2 separate regions of the Homo sapiens genome follow, and region 2 is linked to region 1. Evidence: chromatin contacts called from ENCODE Hi-C or POLR2A ChIA-PET data. All regions are on one chromosome and are shown on one strand. The core of a region is the stretch at or near the end of the contact, and the rest is flanking DNA. Distances in the headings are between cores, read along the strand shown. Region 1 holds the start of ZNF551 (zinc finger protein 551). Region 2 holds the start of ZNF543 (zinc finger protein 543).

The links. Hi-C counts contacts between places; a loop is a spot of excess contacts on that map. ChIA-PET counts read pairs that join two places held with the same protein, here RNA polymerase II (POLR2A). Pooled maps may share reads with other maps.
Region 2: a loop to region 1 is called in a map with no recorded cell type, with 11 times the contacts of the local background. The contact joins the promoter of ZNF543 here to the promoter of ZNF551 in region 1. A Hi-C loop is called at or near these places in 1 of 37 single-sample maps with no recorded cell type and 6 of 50 pooled maps. POLR2A ChIA-PET finds 5 or more read pairs at or near these places in 1 of 52 experiments (naive thymus-derived CD4-positive, alpha-beta T cell).

Annotation. Positions count from the first base shown.
Region 1 is chr19:57,680,082-57,683,361 of GRCh38, forward strand. ZNF551 (zinc finger protein 551) reads left to right here and starts at 1,896. Exons shown (of 3, transcript NM_138347.5): 1 at 1,896-2,163. The coding sequence starts at 2,083. RefSeq lists an enhancer at 1,588-2,211 and a silencer at 2,267-2,336.
Region 2 is chr19:57,319,117-57,321,970 of GRCh38, forward strand. ZNF543 (zinc finger protein 543) reads left to right here and starts at 1,356. Exons shown (of 4, transcript NM_213598.4): 1 at 1,356-1,755. The coding sequence starts at 1,738. RefSeq lists enhancers at 1-249, 1,175-1,294, 1,305-1,454.

The DNA.
Region 1 (3,280 bases), core at 646-3,145:
TGTTTATTGTAACTTCTAAGGGAGGAATTAATATTTTTTTTTTTTTTTGCTGGCAACTTTGATTAATTTAAACATACAAAAATTAGCTGGGCATGGTGGTGTATGCTTGTAACCCCAGCTACTCAGGAGGCTGAGGCAGGAGAATCGCTTGAACCCGGGAGGCAGAGGTTGCAGTGAGCTGAGATCGCGCCACTGCACTCCACCCTGGGAGACAGAGCAAGACACTGTCTCAAGAACAAAAACAAAAAAGCCCAGGCGCAGTGGCTCACCTGAGGTCAGGAGTTCAAGACCAGCCTGGCCAACATGGTAAAACCCTCGCTCTACTGAAAATACAGAAATTAGCCGGGCATGGTGCTGGCGCCTGTAGTGCCAGCCACTTGGGAGGCTGAGGCAGAAGAATTGCTTGAACCTGGGAGGTGGAACTTGTGGTGAGCCAAGATCAAGCCATTGCACTCTAGCCTGGGCAACAGAGTGAGACTCCGTCTGGGAAAAAAAAAAAAAAAAAGAACTGATAAACAAATTCACCTGTGTAGCTGAATTCAAAGTCAACATGCAAAAGTCAACATGTAAAACTCATATGCCCTTCCATACACTAACAATGAAAAATCTGAAAAGGAAATTAAGAAAACAATATCATTTGCAATAGTAATGTATATGGTCAAATGATCTCAACAAGGCTACCAAGACCACTCAATGGGGAAACGATGATCTTTTCAGCAAATGATGCTGGGAAAATGAAATATTCACATGCTAAGGAATGAAGGTGAACCCTTACCTAACACCAAAAACACAAATGAACTCAAAATGGACTAAAAACCTAAACATAAGACCCAAAACTATAAAACACTTAAAAGAAAATATAGGGTGAAAGTTTTATGACATTGAATTTGGCCATAATTTCTTGGATTTGACACCAAATACACATGTGACAAAAGAAAAATAGACCAATTAGACTTCATGAAAATTAAAACTTTAGTATATCAAACAATAACAAAGTGAAAGAGGAACCTATTTAATGAGAACAAAATACAGGTTGAATATCCCTGAGCCAAAAATCTAAAATCCAAAATGCTCCAAAATCCAAATTTTTTTTTTCTTTTTTTTTTTTTGGAGACGGAGTCTCCCCCTGTCGCCCAGGCTGGAGTGCAATGGCGTGATCTCGACTCACTGCAACCTCTGCCTCCCAGGTTCAAACGATTCTCCTGCCTCAGCCTCCCAAGTACTGGGATTACAGGCGCTCGCCACCATGCCCGGCTAATTTTTGTATTTTTAGTAGAGACAGGGTTTCACCATGTTGGCCAGGCTGGTCTCGAACTCCTGATCGCGTGATCCACCCACCTTGGCCTCCCAAAGTGCTGGGATTACAGGCGTGAACCACTGCGCCCGGCCCGCCCGACTAATTTTTGTATTTTTAGTAGAGATGGGGTTCCGCCATGTTGGCCAGCCTGGTCTCGAACTTCTGACCTCAGGTGATCCGCCCGCCTCGGCCTTCTAAAGTGCTGGGATTACAGGCGTGAGCCACCGCGCCCAACCCCCTGAAATAATATTTGTTTGCCTCTAGGGGCACCCTGAGCTTCGTGGAGTCTGAAATAATGTCTCTAAACACTTAAGTGATCAGTTACGGAAAACACTTCCCAGAAATCTGGGAAAAGCCCCTTTAAGAAGGAGTAAATACCTCCTTCTCCCCTAGAGGCCGAAGTCGCCATTTCCCTGCACGGGGCACAGCACCTCAGAATACAAGTTCGCAGAGGTCAAAGCAGTGGACACACTCCGAAGAGCTCCGTGGAGTTTTGGAAACTACATTATCCAGAGTGCAGAGCGCAAAACGGCGGCGGAGTTGAGCCAATGACAGCCCAGGATAGCAACACTTCCGCGCACGCGCAGCGCGACGGGCCGGAACTTCCGGCGTCCTCCTCGTGGCGGTCATTTTGGCCTCTGTCCTGTTTGTCCAGCCCGCCAGTTTCTGCAGTGGAGGTCGCGACTGAGGGACGGGACAGAGAAGTCGCGAAAGTGGGCCAGAGGTTCTGCGACACCACCTCGGGTGAGCTGCGCCAGGCCCGGGATAGGGACTGTTGTGTTCGAATGCCCGCCCCGGTCGGCCGCCGCTCCCCGCCTAGTCCACGGAGCTCAATGGCGGCAGTCGCGCTGAGGGACTCGGCTCAGGTGAGTTGTGCGTCCTCCGGGTCTCGCCTACCTCCCCCAGCAGAAGCCTTAAGGCCCAGTGAGGGATGCCTGCTCACAGCCCTGCAGCCCAGGCCCCAGTACCCTGGACAAGAAGGCGCTTGTGGATTGGACCCGTTTGTGACGCCCAGTGTGTACGGAAATGTGACGGGCAGTTGACTGGCGCGTGCAGAACTTGGAGCTGCGACTAAGCTGGGGGGGATTCAGGAGCCTGGGGTCCGTCTCGGGTCTGCAGGAACATAGAGTGAGGCAGAGTTGCACCTGACGAATTTGACGATTCTGAGGACACTGGCAGCCTTCGAGATTTGTGAACAGATAGGGACACTGGGCTAGGATTTCCTAAAGCTATCCAAAAGTTGCTCAGGGGAAGAACAGGCTGAAGAGAGGTAATAGTAGTTAGGCATAGGAAGACTGAGTTCTTGTCCAAGCTCACGCAGCTGGTAAAGTCAGCACTGAGAACTGAGGTGCGGAGATAGTGCAGCCAGCCCAGGCCACCTGGCTCCAAAACTGGACCAGGGTCATTGGGCGACCTGAGCCTCGCCACTCGTCTAGCCTTGGGCCCTGAGACTTTGAGCAAATACAAAGCCCAGAGTCTTAAGTCCAGGTTAGATTATATGAAGCTGTTGGCAGCCGGGGGAAAGGAGATGTAGAAGGTTGTCCAAGGCAAAGTTACCAGTATATGCTAAGTTTGGAGAGGAGGCTAAGATAGTTCAGGAACCTACAATTATTTTCTTTTCATGAGAACAGGGAGCAGTGTAGTAGAAGTCAGACCCGGAATGGTTCCCTGAGAAGTTGAGTTGTCTATTCGTTACTTAATAGTAACAGTGGGAGGTTTGGAGTGGAAGAGGGAGGTGATCTGGTTCTGGTCTTATTAGGCTCCCTGTGGCTGCAGCATGGGAAGCCAACTGAAGGATGAGGTGGGGAGACCTGGGAGGAGACTACTGGGATAGGCCAGGTGAATGTGATAGAATGTGATAGGCCAAAATGGTGGCTGTGAAGATGCGAGAAGCAGTTGGATTCTGGATTCATTTTTTAAGTAGGGCTGCCTGAATTTTTAGTTTTGAGAAAGAGAGTGGAGTCAGGGATGACTGAAAGGTTT
Region 2 (2,854 bases), core at 106-2,605, 360 kb before region 1:
CCATATTGCTGCAAAAGCCATGATTTTTTTTAATGACTGAGTAGTATTCCATGGAGTGTATATATATATACACATATATACATATACATACATATATATACATATATATACATATACATACATATATACATATATACATATACATACATATATATACATATATATACATATACATACATATATATACATATATATACATATACATACATATATATACATATACATACATATATATACATATATATACATATACATACATATATACACATATATATACATATACATACATATATACATATATATACATATACATACATATATACATATATATACATATACATACATATATACATATACATACATATATATACATATATACATATACATACATATATATACATATATATATCGCATTTTCTTTATCCAATCATCTGTCGATGGACACTTAGGTTGATTCTATGACTTTGCTACTGTGAATAGTGCTACAGTAAGCATGTAAGTACAGGCATCTTTTTGATATAGTGGTTTATTTTCCTTTAAGTAAATACCCAATAGTGGAATTGCCAGATCAAATGGCAGTTCTATTTTCAGTTCTTTGATAAATCTCCATACTGTTTTCCATAGAGGTTGTACTAATTTACATTCCCACCAATAGCATATAAGCGTTCCCTTTTCCTTGCATCCATACCAACATCTGTTGGTTTTTTACTTTTTAATAATAGCCACTCTGACCAGTATAAGATGGCATCTCAGTGTGTTTATGTGTGTGTGTTTTCTCTCATCATATCTCATTATAACCTCAAATTCCTGGGCTCAAGCAATCCTCTTGCTTCAGCCTCCCAGTGTCTAGGACTACAGGTGTACACCATCATGCCTTGCTCTTTTTTTTTTTTTTGGTAGATATAACATCTTACTATATTGCCCAGGGTGGTCTCAAACTCCTGACCTCAGCAATTATTTTGTGTTGGCATCCCAAAGCACTGAGATTACATATATGAGCTACCTCCCTAAAATAAGGGAAGTGAGCCAGAAGCTCTGGGCCCAGCCCATGATCTCAATCGGGGCGAATATCCCCGCCTCCTGACCTCAATTTTCCTAAGCTAGAAAGGACCTTTCGACCCTCCGACTTGTGCCCATAGTAAAGCGGCGGCCCTAAGACGACGCGGGGGTCCTTGTGCGCACTTAAATGGAGTCGGCTGCGCTTGGTGAGTTCCCACACCCGGTAGATGTGAGGGAAAAACTGCCTTACTCAGAAGGCACCACCCCTTGCGTCGGCCGCGGACTCTAGGCCAATGACGGGCCAGGACACGGGCGATTTCTGCGGGCCAGGGCGGCGGAGGTGGGACTTCCGCTTCGTCGCGTGACGTCATCTCCGTGAGCAGGATTGGCCCTGGAACAGTGTGGGGCCTGGACCGCTGGGTAGGCGCGTCCAGCGGCCTGAGCAGGGGAGGGTAATGAGGCTGTTACGCGCCTTCTCCGCATCTTGGCGGGAGCCTGACGCCCCGCTTCTTCCCTAACGGGGTGTTCCACCGGCGCCTGCCGAGGCCTAGGCCTCCGCAGCCGCCCTCCGTCTCCTCAGCCCCGACGCTGCGCCCGCTTTGTGCGCATTTTTCTCTGGGGAAACTGAGGCTCCGAGTGCGAAAGTCAGCCGAGGTCGCCCCGCCCAGGACAGAGAAGGGCTGGGGGTCGGCTGAGCCGCGGCATTCCCGGGCCCCGCTAGGGCTGCAGGGTCTCAGGATGGCAGCCTCGGCGCAGGTGAGTGGACGAGGTTTTGGCCTTGCTGCTGCTCTGCTACTTCTGGAGGCCTCGTGGGCAGGCAGAAGCCAAGACAGCCACAGGATGTTTCTTTGTCGCCGTCGTTTATTTAAGAGAAGTGGCCGTAGCTTGTCATTTCCTTTATCCGCAGTCCTGCAATAGTGTTGGCCTCCGACAGGTGCTCAGTCCTTGGTAGAAGGATGAATGATGCTTCCTTCATGGATCTCATCACACTTCCCTTAAATCCAACCTCCTCTGTTGCCTGCCAGCCCCTACCCCATCCACCTGGCCAACCACCCCTGACCTTGTCTCTCCATTTTTCCCTTGTCCTTTGCTCTTCAGAGCCACCAACCTGACCGTGCAGTCTTCTTCCTTTTTCCAGGCTTTCTCTTTGCACTTCCCTTTGCCTTGAACACTGCCCCTATAACTTCGCAGGGCCTCCCTCTCATATCTTTCTGGCCTCTGTCCAGATGTCACCTATTTGGAGGTGGCTTTCTTGGCAATTCCGGCTAAAGTGGCGCCTTACGCACTTGCCCATTTTTGGCAATGTGTGGCATTTTTGTATAGAGAATCTGACGATATTAAAGAAGCTTGCCGTTTGAGTTGGTCTAGGATGTTATGTGAACAAAGAGAAACGAAATAATTGCAAAGAGTGACAGCTGATCATAAAGAGTCCTTGCTGTGGGCTGATTGGCAGGCATTATTTAACCCTCAGCTCCTTTAATCCTGAACTCCTTAGAATTAGGTTCTCTTGTCCTCACTGTTTTACACAAGAGCAGCTGGAGGCTCACATAGGTTCAATTACCTGCCTTACATCACTGTAGCTCTTAAGTATCAGAAACTAACAACTGGTGTGTCTACCATCACAGCCTGTGTTTTTACCCTCTTCTTTGCCCGCAATGGTTAGGGAGGCCTGGGGGTGACACCTAAAGTAAACTTTGCAAGTTGAGCAGGCTTCCTTCTAGCAGGTGGTCTTGGACATGAGGAGTCATGGCATTTCATGCTGGTGGAACTGTGTGGACTAAAAAAAAATGGTTTATTGGTTGTTTAAGGAGTCCGCAGGGGACCCGTGTGGCTTCCACAGTGGTTTCCTGAGTGG